Regions from separate parts of the Homo sapiens genome. Here region 2 is linked to region 1. The links are chromatin contacts, found by Hi-C in ENCODE. All regions are on one chromosome and are shown on one strand. Each heading gives the region's core, a stretch centred on a gene start or an enhancer-like site at or near the end of the contact. The rest is flanking DNA. Distances are from core to core; before and after follow the strand shown. Region 1 overlaps ADAMTSL3 (ADAMTS like 3). Region 2 overlaps ADAMTSL3 (ADAMTS like 3).

The links. Hi-C counts contacts between places; a loop is a spot of excess contacts on that map. Pooled maps may share reads with other maps.
Region 2: a loop to region 1 is called in a pooled map, with 2.3 times the contacts of the local background. The contact joins two enhancer-like sites. A Hi-C loop is called at or near these places in 5 of 37 single-sample maps with no recorded cell type and 2 of 50 pooled maps.

Annotation. Positions count from the first base shown.
Region 1 is chr15:83,869,645-83,873,417 of GRCh38, forward strand. ADAMTSL3 (ADAMTS like 3) reads left to right here. Exons shown (of 30, transcript NM_207517.3): 9 at 1,158-1,315. Among named protein-coding and RNA genes, the nearest start is that of ADAMTSL3, 220 kb to the left of the region's middle. RefSeq lists an enhancer at 2,589-2,638. Within about 2 kb of position 2,418, at least 2 of the 41 ENCODE cell types and tissues checked have a DNase peak (open chromatin) inside an H3K27ac peak, as active enhancers do.
Region 2 is chr15:83,982,244-83,985,900 of GRCh38, forward strand. ADAMTSL3 (ADAMTS like 3) reads left to right here. Exons shown (of 30, transcript NM_207517.3): 21 at 30-1,101. Among named protein-coding and RNA genes, the nearest start is that of GOLGA6L4, 250 kb to the right of the region's middle. RefSeq lists a silencer at 1,480-1,669. Within about 2 kb of position 1,993, at least 2 of the 41 ENCODE cell types and tissues checked have a DNase peak (open chromatin) inside an H3K27ac peak, as active enhancers do.

The sequences.
Region 1 (3,773 bases), core at 1,168-3,667:
CAGGCTATGGATGGAAGCTCCCTAATGCTGGACGATTTTGTTGCATTTTATCAGCTTTCCATTTTTGACACTCAACGGAGTTTTGGTTCTTCTGTGTTCTTTGTTTGAGATTTTTAAAGACTGGTATGATATCATTGAATCAAGTGTGGGTTTTAGAATAGAGCTGGACCTGAGAGATTGTCTGCTCTGACTCCTCATTTTAGGTATGAGGCAATGAAAACCCAAGGCAGAAAGTTAGAGAAAAATACGGGGCCAGAAACGCAGGTGCCCCAGAACCTAGCTGTATATACATTTTTTGTTGCCTCTCTCAACATGAAACCAGATCTACTAAGTGTGGTGACACTTAGAAAATAAAAGAAAGAAAAGAAAGAGGGAGGAAAGACAGAAATTTAAATAAAGTACAAATGTTTTTTTGTTTAAACTGTGATAAGCAAACTTTTTTTCTGTAGGAAATCTTAAAAGCACTTTTGTTCATGTGAAAGCAAATTCACATAAAGGGGTTTCATGCACAAGGGAGGTCTTTGTGGCAATGGAGTGGTTCTGTATTTTGATTGTGGTGGTGGGTGATAAAATGGCATTGAACTATATGCACATATTGTACCAGTGTCAATTTCCTGGTTTTGATATTCAACTATACTTTTGTAACATGTAAACATTAGACAAAAGGGAATGAAGGTTACAAAGGACCTCTCTATACTATTTTTGCAACTTCCTGTTAATCTGAAATTATTTCAAAATCAAAAGTTTTGTTTGATAAAAAGCAAATTTGAAATTTGCTGTGATTTTTGTCTAAAAGAGTAGGCATAAGATCTTTTGAACAAGTAATAAAATGAGTGAACATAGCTTTACTTTGAGTATTAGCTAAATCATGAAAACATATAAAGAAAGAAAAGTTTTCTCTTTCCCCTTATGCTAGAAATGGCTCCAAATATTTGAGTAGAACTATTTGGGCCTGCCACCCTTGTTAGCTCCTTTTGTTACGGGCAATTAAAAATCTGATATATCTATTCCACCAATATCAATGAATGTTTGTAAACTGAGTGGCTATTTTGACATTGTTTTGATATCATATACTGACATTGTATTTGCTAAAATGTCTTTTGTAATAAAATACCTTTAAGATTGTTTCTTATTTGAATCATATATTTTAATTTTAGTTATTGAATCAAAAACACTTCAAGGAAGCAAAGGAGAACACAGCTTTAACAGCCCCGGCGTCTTTCTCGTAGAAAACACAACAGTGGAATTTCAGAGGGGCTCCGAGAGGCAAACTTTTAAGATTCCAGGACCTCTGATGGCTGATTTCATCTTCAAGGTAGGATGATCCTCTTCATAAACTTCATGTACCTGAATCCCAGAACATCTTGATTTTTAAAACAATGAGTTTGTTTAGCAAGAGGTCATCAATCATTGTTTTTTATACAGAGCATGTGTCATCAATATTTCCATCTTGGCAGTCCATTCTTAAAAATTGTTCAGCACTCTTAAATTTCTGCTCCTAACCCTAACAGTTAAAAAACAAACTTCACTTTTATGGGGGAAGGATTGATTCTGTATTTATAATCTCTGGTTGCTTTGTTCAGTTTGTTTGTTGGTTTAAGAAACAGGGTCTCCCTGTGTTGCTCAGGCTGCTGCAGTGGCTATTCACAGCTGCAGTCATAGCCTTGAATTCCTGGGCCCAAGTGATCCTTCTGCCTCAACCTCCCAAGTAGCTGTGTTCAGTTTTAGATAGAGTTTGGTGAAAACGGCCGATGGTTAAATGCACCATATCCTAAACCAGTATTGTGCCGCTGCATGTCTTCTTGCAAAGGAGAGCAGAGACAACAGCGGCTCATTCCTTAGCCTCCTTTAAGATAGTTATCCTTAAGGCGTCTTTACTTCGACCTTCAGCCCTTAGAACATGCAGTCTTGCGGTGGGCTGATTCAAGATCAGGATTTGCTTCCCCAGATGTTCTATGACAGATACTTGTCACAAGATACCTTCAGAAGAACTCTTCTTCTCTGGAACCATGAGCCTGTGTCCCCTCTCTGGATACTGCTGGGGCATCTTCCCTCATTCAGAGGACATGAAGTATAGTGGCCAATATATTTCCAAGGTGACACAGTTTGAAACTCTTCTGATAAATTTGAAAATGCCTAAGAAATGAAAAAGATAGTTCAGTGTGTGGTTTTGCCGTATCCTGTTTCAGAAACCCATTCCAAAATGTAAATGGAAGCTAGGAAATAGCCCCAATTACCAGTTATATTTTTCTGTATGAAAAAAACCCTTTAGCTTTAAAAAGCTGTCTGTGTTCTACATATTAATTTGTCACGGAATGTTTCACTGAGACATCAGTTGTGTCAGCAGAGGAACATGCACGGAGGTAGATTAGAGTTGCTGACTCATCCCAATCCCTGAGATACAAATTCAGCCTGCAGTGGGACTGGCCAAGCGTTGGCCTGCACAGTGTATTGTTTTGTTTCTGAAACTTTGGATTTTGAATAATCAACTCTTAAAAATCAAGAGATTTTTACATCAAAAGATCAGGGTTTGTTTTTTTTTTCTTTCTGCTTCTCTGTAAAAATGGGAAGAGCTTGCATTTTACAATAGCAATAAGTGACTGTAACTGAGGAACAGCTGCCTTCCAGTCTCGGGTCTGCCGTGGTCCACACCACTGTGTATTGTGTCCCTAACACTAAAGGCGTAAGTGGTTGGTTGCCATTCATCCTGATCTGGGCATTTATAGCATCTGCCTAGCCTCCACAGACATTTATGTTTCTGACTTCTGTGTCATATCCTTAAAGCATTGATCCAATAGTCTTCTTAGACAGTCATATTATGAAAGGTTTTGGGGAAGCCATAATTACCTTTTTTTTTAAAGTCTCTCTCTGGTCTATTGTTATGACATAAATTCTATGCTTTCCTTGCCCTCCTTAGGGCCTTCCTATGTGATTCTCAAGTAGAAAATATACACCACACACACACACACACACACACACACACAGAGTTTTTGTTCTCTTTTAATTACTACTCAGAGAATCTGTATTCTTCTCAAGTCAACTTGGAGGTCCTTGACTGAATAGGAGACATTAATACAATGATGAAACGAGGAAAGTACCCACAAAGATTAGTATTTCAAGATATTGTTTGGTTACAGTGTCAGCATCAGTAGATCTTAATAATATATTGTTTATTGACACCATTTATAAAAACACACATAAGCTGCATATTTCTATGAGTTTGTATGTACACACACGTATATGTATATGTATATTTTTAAAAATAATTTGGAAGGATACATTTCAAAATGGAAACACTGAAAACAACAGTGACTATTTTAGAGGGGATAACATTTTGTAATATCTAATTCTTAAAATAATGTTTAAAAGGAAGAATGTGGCTGGGCGTGGTGGCTCATGCCTGTAATCCCAGCACTTAGGGAGGCCAAGGCGGGTGGATCACCTGAGGTCAGGAGTTCTAGACCAGCCTGTCCAACATGATGAAACCTCATCTCTACTAAAAATACAAAAATAGCCGGACGTGGTGGCACGCACCTGTAATCCCAGCCACTCAGGGGGCTGAGGCAGGAGAATTACTCCAACCCAGGAGGCAGAGGTTGCAGTGAGCCAAGATCGCACCACTGCATTCCAGCCTGGGCAACAGAGCAAGACTCCATCTCAAAAAAATAGTAATTAAAAAAATAAATAATAAAAAGTAAATGGAAGAATGAATTCTTTTGAAGTGGCCAAGTCAAGTAGTTGAATTTGAATTCATTTTTATACCATTGGTTTTT
Region 2 (3,657 bases), core at 743-3,242, 110 kb after region 1:
TCTTTTCTTTCTTTTTTTTTTTCTTGGAGAAATCAAATCAGAGATGAAGACAAAACTTGGTGAGCAGGGTCCGCAGATCCTCAGTGTCCAGAGAGTCTACATTCAGACAAGGGAAGAGAAGCGTATTAACCTGACCATTGGTAGCAGAGCCTATTTGCTGCCCAACACATCCGTGATTATTAAGTGCCCCGTGCGACGATTCCAGAAATCTCTGATCCAGTGGGAGAAGGATGGCCGTTGCCTGCAGAACTCCAAACGGCTTGGCATCACCAAGTCAGGCTCACTAAAAATCCATGGTCTTGCTGCCCCCGACATCGGCGTGTACCGGTGCATTGCAGGCTCTGCACAGGAAACAGTTGTGCTCAAGCTCATTGGTACTGACAACCGGCTCATCGCACGCCCAGCCCTCAGGGAGCCTATGAGGGAATATCCTGGGATGGACCACAGCGAAGCCAATAGTTTGGGAGTCACATGGCACAAAATGAGGCAAATGTGGAATAACAAAAATGACCTTTATCTGGATGATGACCACATTAGTAACCAGCCTTTCTTGAGAGCTCTGTTAGGCCACTGCAGCAATTCTGCAGGAAGCACCAACTCCTGGGAGTTGAAGAATAAGCAGTTTGAAGCAGCAGTTAAACAAGGAGCATATAGCATGGATACAGCCCAGTTTGATGAGCTGATAAGAAACATGAGTCAGCTCATGGAAACCGGAGAGGTCAGCGATGATCTTGCGTCCCAGCTGATATATCAGCTGGTGGCCGAATTAGCCAAGGCACAGCCAACACACATGCAGTGGCGGGGCATCCAGGAAGAGACACCTCCTGCTGCTCAGCTCAGAGGGGAAACAGGGAGTGTGTCCCAAAGCTCGCATGCAAAAAACTCAGGCAAGCTGACATTCAAGCCGAAAGGACCTGTTCTCATGAGGCAAAGCCAACCTCCCTCAATTTCATTTAATAAAACAATAAATTCCAGGATTGGAAATACAGTATACATTACAAAAAGGACAGAGGTCATCAATATACTGTGTGACCTTATTACCCCCAGTGAGGCCACATATACATGGACCAAGGATGGAACCTTGTTACAGCCCTCAGTAAAGTAAGTAAAATAAAAATGCAGTATTCATTTTTGCACTACCTTCTTAATGGCTATTCCAGTTTTCTTGAAAATATTTTCAAATTCCTCTCCTAAGCATGTGTTTCCAACAGGATTCTTTAGGAAAGAAACTAAAAAATGTTAAGATGTGTTTTTCACATATACGTTGGAATTTTTAAATTCAACCGCCATATCATCCCAATCACTGTCGTAGAGGTGTGATATGACTGGATCCAGCAAGAATAAGTTTAAGCATATATACACTCCCCCTTTACTCAGCACTTGGCATTTAAAAATAAAATCAATATAAGGCCATTTTAAAAGTAAGCTTATTAATAGTAATCCTACATTATGTTGGAACTGCAAATCAGAATTTACAGAGCTCTTCCATGTCTAGGAGATGTGGTATCTTATTTGAGCTCACATCAGCCCCATGAGATTGGCAGGGCAGGGGTTAACCTTTCTGATGAGGTAATTGAGAAGCAGAATCCCATGACTACTTCATGGCCAATCAGAACCAAGGGCCGTATCTCTTGAATACCCACCAGTGGTATTTGAGTATCACACAAATACGTAGCCTTGTCAAAAGCTTGGGTATCTGAAGTAGTTTTCTATTATCATGCAATTTTTAAATGTCATACAATCCAAAAATAAGAATCATAGTGTTTTGAGATGTTCAAAACACAGTATTAAGTCACATATTATTCTGATCTCTATGCCAGTGTAAAAATGTCACATTTCCTTTATTTTACATAACAGATACTAATTTACTTTTGCATTCTTTATTGCCTTCAAATCTTGCTGTTTGTATACAAAGTACTATAGACATTGTGCCTTCTTTTGATTCACATGTAAGAGCTCCAGCTCTACCTTATCTGCCTTTAGAGATCGTTAAGAGACACAAATAACACAGCAGATGTGAAACTGTTTTGCATATCACAAGGTACTTTCAAAATGCAAGTTTTACTTTTATCATGTCCTTTGTGCATTGAGCCTCGTATGTGAAACATCAGAAAAAACTTAGGTAAAATTCAGTTTTTTAAAATAATAAACTATTAGGCTATATCTTAAAAAGGTAGAAAAAATCTAATTTTTGAATTTTTAATGCTAGAACTATGAACACAAGAGTACAATGAAATTTTAGAAGTAGAATAAACCTTAAAACATAGCAGTTCTCAGAGCTTTTGGTTTTAGACTCTTTAAAATTTAAAAATGATTGAGGAGCCTAAAGAGCTTTTGTAAATGTGAGTTGTATCTATTGCTGTTTACCTCACTAGAAATTAAAACCAAGAAACATTGAAAATATCTCCATTAATCTATTTAGAAAAAATAATGGGCCTATAACATGTTCATACAAATAACATATTTTTTGAAAACCCTCCCCCTGCCACCAAAATTACTGATAACAGTGGAATTGCTTTCCATCTTTGCAGATCTCTTTAATGTCTGGTATAATAAAAGAAGACAGCTGGATTCTTTTTCCACATCTGTTGTGAAATGTTGTTTTAGTTAAAGTATATGGAGAAAATAAATGTGTGCTATACAAATGTGTTAGCTGGAAGAGAAAGAATATTTTAATATCTTTTCAGATAATTGTGGATACTCTTTAATTCTACACTAAAACTAGACAAAGGGTCATTTCTCAAAGGTTAGTTGAAATGTGCAATCTGAAACTATATTAATGAAATGTTGGTACTCTGTTTAATGAAATCTGCTGTTTTTTTCTTGCATTTTGAATAGACTTTTTACCCATACAAGATTTTTTAACACCATACATTGGTCATTTGGAAAATATTGGCTCACTGAGTGATACAGGCCTTCCAAATGTTGGTGCATTTCATTATGCAATGTAAAAAAAATACACATTTAAAAAAATCACCGTGTATCTCATAAAAAAAAAAGTCTTTAAGTTTTGGGAAGCTGTCAGACTTACAGTGGTGGATACCAGTTTTCCAAAATTCTAATTTTCACATCAAACCTTTTTCATCATTGGCAACAAATACTGTCAGTTGTGTCATTGAATTGGCCAGCTCATTTAAAAAATATATATATATATATCTACCAAATACCCAACTTTAAATCATAGTGTGGACTTTTTTGTCATAGTTTATTGGTCATTCTTTCAAGTAAAAATCATATTCCATGAAAGAAGCCACCAGTTCTTCAGCATGCAGTGGAAGTGCTTTGTGTGTACTTCCCATTGTGTCGTATGGGATATGAAAAACGTATGGACCCAAGGGTCAAGATTTAGTAAGATTAATACCTTTTACTACTTCATTAAAGACATTTCTTTTTTTTTCTTTTCTTTATTGAGACAGTCTCGCTTTGTCACCCAGGCTGGAGTGCAGTGGTGGCATCTCAGCTTACTGCAACCTCTGCCTCCTCGTTTCAAGTGATTCTCCTGCTTCAGCCTCCCAAGTAACTGGGATTACAGGTGAACACCACCACCCCCAGCTAATTGTATTTTTAGTAGAGATAGGGTTTCACCATGTTGGCCAGGTTGGTCTTGAACTCCTGACCTCAAGTGATCCACCCACCTCGGCCTCCCAAAGTGCTGGG